Regions from separate parts of the Homo sapiens genome. Here all the other regions are linked to region 2. The links are chromatin contacts, found by Hi-C or POLR2A ChIA-PET in ENCODE. All regions are on one chromosome and are shown on one strand. Each heading gives the region's core, a stretch centred on a gene start or an enhancer-like site at or near the end of the contact. The rest is flanking DNA. Distances are from core to core; before and after follow the strand shown. Region 1 holds the start of ATP6V0A2 (ATPase H+ transporting V0 subunit a2). Region 2 holds the start of KNTC1 (kinetochore associated 1). Region 3 holds the start of DDX55 (DEAD-box helicase 55).

Region 1 (2,700 bases), core at 26-2,525, 1.2 Mb before region 2:
CTCCAGGAACACAGGGACTGTGTCTGCCTTGCTCACCACCGAGTCTCCAGCACCAAAAACAGTGCCTGAACATAGCGGGCAGTCAAGAAAAGCTTGTCTGTTCATTCAACAAATGCCTATCGATGCCAATGACTGCCAAGGACTGCGTTAAGGTACTTACTCTCAGAGGTTGACAGTCCTTGGTGGAGACAAACAATAAACAAGTAAATGGACAAACAAATGTTTATTATTACTTGTTGGGGAGACAGCTTCCACTCGACAAACAATGACTGAGTTCTTAAGTCCTTACACACAATGGTATGTACAGCATTAAGCATCAGTGACCAAAACACAAAAATCCCTCTCCTCAAGCAGATGACATCCAGCTCCTTCCCATTTCTGGCTCTGTCTGGGCTCCTCCTGTTCCCTCCAACAAGGACCCTCTCCCCAGATCTTCCCCACGGCTGGCTCCTTTCTATTTGGGTCTCAGCTGAAATATCACCTTCTCCGGGAGGCTTCCTCGACAATCCCTTCACACTCACCTCCCGCCCGAATCACCTTCACATCACCCCGTTTCTTCTTTATGGCAAACCTTTTCTGGTTGACCTATTTATTTGGTTAATGCGCCCCCCTAACCCCCGTAAAGTTCCAAAAGGACTCCAAGAGGCCTTTGTGGGATTTGTTCTCCCGCTGAGCTCGGTGCCCGGAGCTGATGAAGACCACACGGGCGATCCTAACTAACTGGGGCAGAGCAGCCGCCGACCACACAGACGGCCGGCGACCCTGGAGTCAGCCCCGCGCTCCGGGAAGCTTTGGCCGCTGAGCTGGGGTGTCATCTTCCCCGTCTGGACAATGGGGACGGGGCGCGCCCTTCCTCGGTGCTCCCCGCGGGAGGGCCCCAGCGATGCGCGGGATTGGGGGCGCCAGGAGAGCAGGTGCGGCCCGCGTCTCCCGGGCGACACTCACGTCTCGGAACTGGACCAGGCCTTTCTCGCCCAGGGCGCTGAGGCACTCGTAGGCCGTGCCCGACTGCAGGAAGAGCTGCGCCAGGCACATGGTCTCGCTCCGGAACAGGGACCCCATGGCGGGCCGACCCGCGCCCGGAGGGGCTCGATGGGCGGCGGCGGCTCCGAGCCGCGCGGGCCCGCACACTCAGCCGGTGCGGCCCGGGCCTCGAGCTCTTCCTGTGGCCTGGCCGCGGCCCCGCACTATGGGGCTCCAGACTGCAGCGGCCGCCCCCGGTTCTGCCACCGCGGCCGCCGCTCCAGCTGCCGCCACAGCAGTCCGCGAGGTCCCGCCCCCAAGCCACTGCCGGTTCCGGTTCCGCCCCCGCGTCCCGCCCCCCCCGCCGGCCGACCAATGGACGCCCGAGGTTGTCGCCGCACGACGTGGCGGCAGGGCCAACCAGCGCGAACCCGGCGGGTACGACCACTGCAGCTGGCGCTCCGCCGGACTGGACGCAGAGCTAAATCCCGCGCGGCTCCCCGGCTTTCCTGGAGGAGTCTCGCCGAGTGTGCACGCCGCGAAGCTCACCCGTTCCTAGTGCACGACCCTGTGCTGCTGCGTGTGTGTGTGTGTGTGTGTGTGAGAGAGAGAGAGAGAGAAACGGAATCTCACGCAGTCCCACAGGCTGGAGTGCAGTAGCGCGATCTCGGCTCACTGCAACCTCCGTCTCCCAGGTTCAAGCGATTCTCCAGCCTCAGACTCCCCAGTTGCTGTGACTACAGACGCGCGCCACCCGCGTCCAGCTAATTTTTTTGTATTTTTAATAGAGACGGGGTTTCACCATGTTGGCCAGGCTGGTCTCAAAACTCCAGAGCTCAGGTGATCCGCCTGCCTCGGCCTCCGCAGTGCTGGGATTACAGGCGTGAACCACTGCGCCCGGCCCTGCTGCTGGTTTTTTATGGATAGGGTTTCCCTCTGTGGCCCAGGGAGGAGTGCAGTAGCACGAGCTCGGCTCGCTGCAACCTTGACCTCCTGAGCTCAAGCGATCCTCCCACCTCAGCCTCTGGAGGAGCTGGGATTACAGACGCGCGCCATCACACCCGGCTAATTTGTTTTTAAAATGTTTATAGAGAAGGGGTTTCATCATGTTGGCCAGGCTGGTCTCGAACTCCTGAACTCAAGCAATCCTCCCGCCTTGGCCTCCCAAAGCGCTAGGATTACAGGCGTGATCCGCCGCCCGGAGGGATCCTAGGCTTCTTCGTGAAGTTGGAGTGTGCAGCCAGCATCCCAATCCAGTTTTCAAACATTTCCCACCGACCTCGCAAGACTCCTCCTGCTCAGTTGCAGTCTCCCCTTCCCGCCCGGCCTGGCCACCACAGGACAATTTTGTCTCGCTAAATTTGCCACCTCCAGGCTTGTCCTGTCGATGGAATCACACAGCACCCAGTGTGTGTTCCCCACACTGACCGGGAAGCAGTGGCCCCCCGCCCCAGGCCGCAACCTCACCGCTGTCCCAGTCGAGTCTCTGCTTACATATCCCCTTCCTTGAGACTGTCCCTGGAGTCACATCCTTGTTCTATTTCCTTCACTGCACCTGCCACCATCTGAAATTATCTTGTCTGTGTGTTAGTGCCAGTCTTCCCTGCTAGAATGGAAGCTCCACCAAGGTGGGGACATTGTTTCTGCCACTGTGGTATCTCCAAGCCCCAGCACATAGTAGCCACTCAATAAATAGTTCATGAATGCATACATAAATGTATAAACTTAAAAAAGTTA
Region 2 (2,700 bases), core at 8-2,507:
CTCCTGGGCTCAAGCAATCCTTCTGCTTCAGCCTCCAAATGTTTTGAGTTTTAAATGTTCACAGAACAATGCTTGGTTGATGGCAAACATTCAATTTTAGGTGTTAGCTAATTTGTTATTGGGCTGAGAATTGAAGATCATAGTTTTATAAATGTTTAAAGAGTTCTTCCTAAGAGCATAAGCAAGGGAACAGAAACAAAACATGTTTGGAGAATAGAGAAGTTTCAGTGGCTGGTGTTTGGGTGGGAGTGAGGAGATGAAGAAGGAGGGACAGGTTGGAATGAATACCTTTATGGGTCTCAATTTCCCACATCTGTGAAATAGAGAAACCGCCCGTAACTGCCATATTTACTTATTCAACAAATGTTTATTGAATACCTATTTACTATGTGCCAGACACCTTTCTAGGAACTGGGAATATAGCTTGAACAGAACACAAAATGTCTTTGCCATTATGAAGTTTATGTTTTTGCGGGAAAAACGGACAAAAATAAAATTGTTAATACGTATCTTGTTATGCTACCTCCACAAAAAAGCAACTGCACAAATAATTACAAAAAGTGCTAAATGATTTGAAGGAAACAGTGATTAAATGGATAAGGTGAGGCGTCGCTGAAGAAGGATTTGTTTGGGAAGGGAAGGAGGTGACATCTGAGCTGAGACCTGAATAACAAGAAGTACGCAAAACTTAGGCGGAACGCGACGTAGGCAGAGGGAACAGAGTGCAAAGACTCGGAGGCTGGGTAGGAAGCGTTTGATGCTGCTGCCGGGTCAAAGCAAAAGCAGAAGACAGTGAGGGAGAGAGCAGTGGAGTCCAATAAAACCTCGACCTCAAGATTGAATTTTATTCTCAGTACAAGGGGTAGAAGGGGAACTCAGCAAACGAGTGGTCTGATTTTATAATTTTGAGATCACTCTGGCGGCGGAATGCAGAACAGATTCGCGAATACGAGAGAATGAGCAAGATGAAACACTTGTCAGTTAGGCCTCCATACTTAAACGCTCTCCGCTGGACATCGCCGCCAGCAAAAACCGACTCCAACCTCTCTCCTGCCAGCGTCAAGGGGAAAACAACAGGAACTGAGCAGAGGCTGCAGCTACTTCGTCCTGAACCCACCCCCAGTTCCCTACACAGCGCAGCTCCCCGTCCTCACCTGCAATTGAAGAAACTAAAGAGGAACACTCAGATATCTGGCCCCTCTTCCTGACTCACACAACCGCCTCTAGTCTTTAGGTTCCATGCCACAGGCTTAAATTGGCGGGAGAACACTAAACCCAACCCCTTTACGGCGGCCGGAAGAGACCAAGATTACTTTAGACTCGAAATAGGAAGTTGCCCCACCCTGAGTTCCGCCCATTCCGTTCTCCCGACTGCGCATTCCGGGGGTGTATTCTTGGCCCCGCCCTCTTCACGGTCTTTACACTCCCCTATGAAAGAACACCCAATCACCGCCTCGAATTGCGTTGTTATAGAAACTTTTGTTACCGCCCCTTTTTCTCCCAGCAAGCTGTGCGACGCGCCGGGCCTCCTCGCCTTTGTGCCATCCGGGTCTCTCGCGCGAGCGATTTAGTCTGAGGCGAAGCTTCGGAGCGGCCGGTACTGTTGAAAGCGACAAGTGGAGGCGCCGCTCTAGCGGCCGGGACTCTGAACTATGGCGGTAGGTACCGAATCTGAGTTTAAAGCCAGGGATATTTTTCTGCTACGTTCCAACAGTGGGTGAACGGCTCCCAGAACCTTGTTCGTGTGTATGTGTGTAGACAAAATGGCGCCGCGGCCTTCTTCTGCGCCCGCCATCATGGCTGCCTGCTGTAGGGAGGGGGAAGTAAGGCGGTGTTGGTGGGGGTGGGGAGCCGCAGGGAGTGCCTTTTTTTTTCCAGAACTTTCCTCCTCTCTTCCCCAACCCTACGTTCCTTTCGCCTCACTGAACTTCCTCCATTTTCGCTTATTCACCCTGGCTAGTGATTTATTCTAAGTTTTTTTTAGGGCCTGAGAATTTGCGGTGGAGAAAGGGGCTGGGGAAGAGAAAGACGATCAGGAGTGGTCTCTGAAAAGTATTGGGTCAAAAAGGCAGTGTCTGTAAAGGGTAGTGTGGGAGAAGAGAGCGACTTGTAGCTATTTTTTTTTTTGTACGCTCAATGAGATGCTTCTAGTTGCATAATTTCAATTAGTGTTCGTCCGTGTAAACCTTATTATTGTGTATTAACGAGCTAGGAAGGTATTGCTGAAAGGGAGTGAAAATTCAACTTAAAAGGTTGTGGAACTACCAATTCTGACTGATGCGCGGTTTCCGAAGTGGCCCGTGATGTAATCAATTTGAAGTCCGAGAAGCGTTACAGTTAAGTCTTGTCACTGACCTTGTTCCTTTAAATTTAAACCCTTCGTTGGCCGGGCGCGGTGGCTCACGCCTGTAATCCCAGCACTTTGGGAGGCCGAGGCGGGCGGATCACGAGGTCAGGAGATCGAGACCATCCCGGCTAAAACGGTGAAACCCTGTCTCTACTAAAAATACAAAAAAATTAGCCGGGCGTAGTGGCGGACGCCTGTAGTCCCAGCTACTTGGGAGGCTGAGGCAGGAGAATGGCGTGAACCCGGGAGGCGGAGCTTGCAGTGAACCGAGATCCCGCCACTGCACTCCAGCCTGGGTGACAGAGCGAGACTCCGTCTCAAAAAAAAAAAAAAAAAAAAAAAAAAAAAAAAAA
Region 3 (2,700 bases), core at 74-2,573, 1.1 Mb before region 2:
AGACTCCATCTCAAAAAAAAAAAAAAAAAGAATAAAAACCTCAGGTCCTGTAGTCTTTTCTTTCCTAACCTCCACTTCCAGTCCCTTAGCAACCTTAAAGCTATCCCAAATGTGACTTCTCAGTATCCACTGGTTCCACCCTACTCCAAGTCACCATCATCTCTTACCTGACAATGGCCTCCTAAGCGACCTGCCTGCTTCATCTCTTATGCCTGGAAAGGCCACTCTCTACAGAGAAATCACAGCCCTTCCCTTCCTAAACATCCTCCCAGATAAGATGGCTTCCCACTACATTTAGAATGAAATCCAAGCGCCTACAAGACCCTGCACAATCCATCTCTTACACTACTCTTGATGTTCAGCCACAAAGGCCTCCTTTCTGCTGCTCAAACTATTTGCAGCCTGCCGCAGGGCATTTATGTGCACTGGTATTTCTCTCCAGTGGAATAATCTCCCCCTAGTCACCTCAGAGCCAGCTCCTTCTCAATCACTGAGGTCTCAGCTCAATGCACCTCCTCAGAGAGGCCTTCCTTAACACCCTATCTCACCTCCTCTGCAGTCCTCGCGCGACACTATCACAACCGTCTTAGTTCTTTCATAACACTTACCAGCAGCTGAAATTATCCTTTCTCTAGCTCTTGCACTAGAAAGTAAGGCTATGAGCAGATGCCAATACTGCAAACTCCCCAGAGCCTAGAAGAGTTCCTGACACATAGCAGGTCCTCAAGAAATATTCTTGAAGAGATGCATAACAACGGTAACCCTTACTGAGCTCCCATAGTGTGCCGACTGGTTTATTTAGTCCCCACAGCAACCCCATAAGGAGGGTGTTATTTTTTCGTCATTTCACAGAGAAGGAAAATGAAGCACGGAGAGGTTAAGCCATTTGCCCGAGGTCTCACAGCTACAGCGAGCAGGGCCAGGATGAGAACCAGGCTTGAGACCACAGCACCCGAGGGCGGGGTGGGTCGCGGCCCCTCTGCCGGCTCGCTGGCCGGGCAGCTCCGCATTCCGCCAGTCTGGGCAGCTGGAGACAAGGCAAGAGCCCCAGCTGGAGGGATGAGCGCCCCAGGGCTCAGATCTGTCCGATCACCTCCTGTGGGTCCGATGCAGCGGGTGCCTGCCCCTCTCCCAGCCTCACTCCCCCACGCCAGGGAACCGATACCTGCACCGGCGTCATGTACGGGAAGCCCAGCTCCCGCAGCGCGCCCAGCACCTGCGGGTGCAGCGGCACAGGCAGCGACTCCCAGGAGCCCTCTGTCACATGCTCCATGGCGCGCTCCTTCGCCGCGTCGGTCGCCGCTGCTCGAACGCGCCTTGTGCACCCCCAACGAGCACTTCCGCTTCCCGCAGCTCCAGCGGCCGGCCGGGAACTTCGCTGGAGCAGCAGAGTTCCGGAGCGCGGCGAAGGCTCCCACGCCGCGGGAGGGAGGAAAGGCGTCCGCGGGACGGTGGAGGCAGGCGGCGGGGCAGGCCTGGGGAGTTACACCCGCTCCGCACAGCGCCCTGGGCTCCGGGCGCCTCTCCGCACCGGGCAGGAGTTTTGGCGGGAGGGATTCTGGCCCGGCCCTCCCACTTTCTCTGCCCCTCGGAGGCAGGTGGCAGCACAGGACCGCGTCCAGGCCGAAGGACAGCGGGGCTGGCTACCGTGGGCAGAGAAACGTGTCGGGGACCCGGGTTAGCAGCCCTGCAAAACAGGCACCCGCTGATGGCCGGTACGTCCTGAATGTTGCGGTCCGATGGCCGGTACGTCCTGAATGTTGGTTTACTTTCCCGGAAGTTAGGGTCAGAGTCCTAACTAAGAACACTGTCCCATTCCTCTGTTCACTGTTTGCCTGGGCCATTCATGTCCACATACAACTTCACTCAGAAAGCTGTTTTTGTTGTTGTTGTTGTTGTTGTTGTTGTTTGAGACGGAGTCTCGCTCTGTTGCCCAGGCTGGAGGCTGGGCGCTATAACGGTTCACTGCAAGCTCCGCCTCCCGGGTTCACGCCCTTCTCCTGCCTCAGCCTCCCGAGTACCTGGGACTGCAGGCGCCCTCCACCACGCCCGGCTAATTTTTTGTATTTTTAGTAGAGACGGGGTTTCACCGTGTTAGCCAGGATGGTCTCGATTTCCTGACCTCGTGATCCGCCCGCCTCGGCCTCCCAAAGTGCTGGGATTACAGGCGTGAGCCACCGCGCCCGGCCTTCACTCAGCAAACTTTTATTGACCACTCATTATGTGCCCTCTATGAGGGCCTATCTCCTCCACCTATGTGCATGGCTTGCTCCTGTTGAGGCTCTGAAAACGAAACCCCAAAATGAAGGCCCCAGAGGCAGCCTCAGAAGCAAGTTTCTCTCTGACCTTCTGCTCCCTCTCTGATCTCTGATTCTCTGAGGCTAGCCATAGAAACTCAAGAATCCCTCTTGCCCATGACGGAGCATAGAAACAGGAATCCCTTTTCTCCACAGTCAGCCATAAAACCTAAAAATATTACTCTCTCTCCACCTTTCTGTGAAAAAACTGGCCATAAAGAAATTATTGGCCTGGCACGGTGGCTCACGCCTGTAATCTCACCACTTTGGGAGGCCAAAGCGGGCAGATCTCAAGGTCAGGAGTTCGAGACCAGCCTGGCCAATATGGTGAAACCCCGTCTCTACTAAAAATACAGAAATTAGCCAGGCGTGGTGGCGCATGCCTGTAGTCCCAGCTACTCAG

Evidence for each region. Hi-C counts contacts between places; a loop is a spot of excess contacts on that map. ChIA-PET counts read pairs that join two places held with the same protein, here RNA polymerase II (POLR2A). Pooled maps may share reads with other maps.
Region 1: a loop to region 2 is called in a pooled map, with 17 times the contacts of the local background. The contact joins the promoter of ATP6V0A2 here to the promoter of KNTC1 in region 2. A Hi-C loop is called at or near these places in 1 of 37 single-sample maps with no recorded cell type and 11 of 50 pooled maps. POLR2A ChIA-PET finds 5 or more read pairs at or near these places in 2 of 52 experiments (GM12878 and activated CD4-positive, alpha-beta T cell).
Region 3: a loop to region 2 is called in a map of CD4-positive, alpha-beta T cell, with 5 times the contacts of the local background. The contact joins the promoter of DDX55 here to the promoter of KNTC1 in region 2. A Hi-C loop is called at or near these places in 4 of 168 maps with a recorded cell type or tissue (CD4-positive, alpha-beta T cell, gastrocnemius medialis, naive thymus-derived CD4-positive, alpha-beta T cell and 1 more), 1 of 37 single-sample maps with no recorded cell type and 10 of 50 pooled maps. POLR2A ChIA-PET finds 5 or more read pairs at or near these places in 3 of 52 experiments (CD4-positive, alpha-beta T cell, activated CD4-positive, alpha-beta T cell and naive thymus-derived CD8-positive, alpha-beta T cell).

Annotation. Positions count from the first base shown.
Region 1 is chr12:123,710,928-123,713,627 of GRCh38, reverse strand. It overlaps ATP6V0A2 (ATPase H+ transporting V0 subunit a2), which reads right to left and starts at 1,275. Exons shown (of 20, transcript NM_012463.4): 1 at 946-1,275. The coding sequence starts at 1,062. It overlaps LOC105370042 (a long non-coding RNA gene), which reads left to right. Exons shown (of 3, transcript XR_945477.4): 3 at 1-862. RefSeq lists a silencer at 901-1,450.
Region 2 is chr12:122,525,806-122,528,505 of GRCh38, reverse strand. It overlaps KNTC1 (kinetochore associated 1), which reads right to left and starts at 1,257. Exons shown (of 64, transcript NM_014708.6): 1 at 1,155-1,257. RSRC2 (arginine and serine rich coiled-coil 2) reads left to right here and starts at 1,570. Exons shown (of 10, transcript NM_023012.6): 1 at 1,570-1,658. The coding sequence starts at 1,653. RefSeq lists an enhancer at 1,431-1,890.
Region 3 is chr12:123,600,722-123,603,421 of GRCh38, reverse strand. It overlaps DDX55 (DEAD-box helicase 55), which reads right to left and starts at 1,323. Exons shown (of 14, transcript NM_020936.3): 1 at 1,166-1,323. The coding sequence starts at 1,273. RefSeq lists an enhancer at 562-611 and a silencer at 852-961.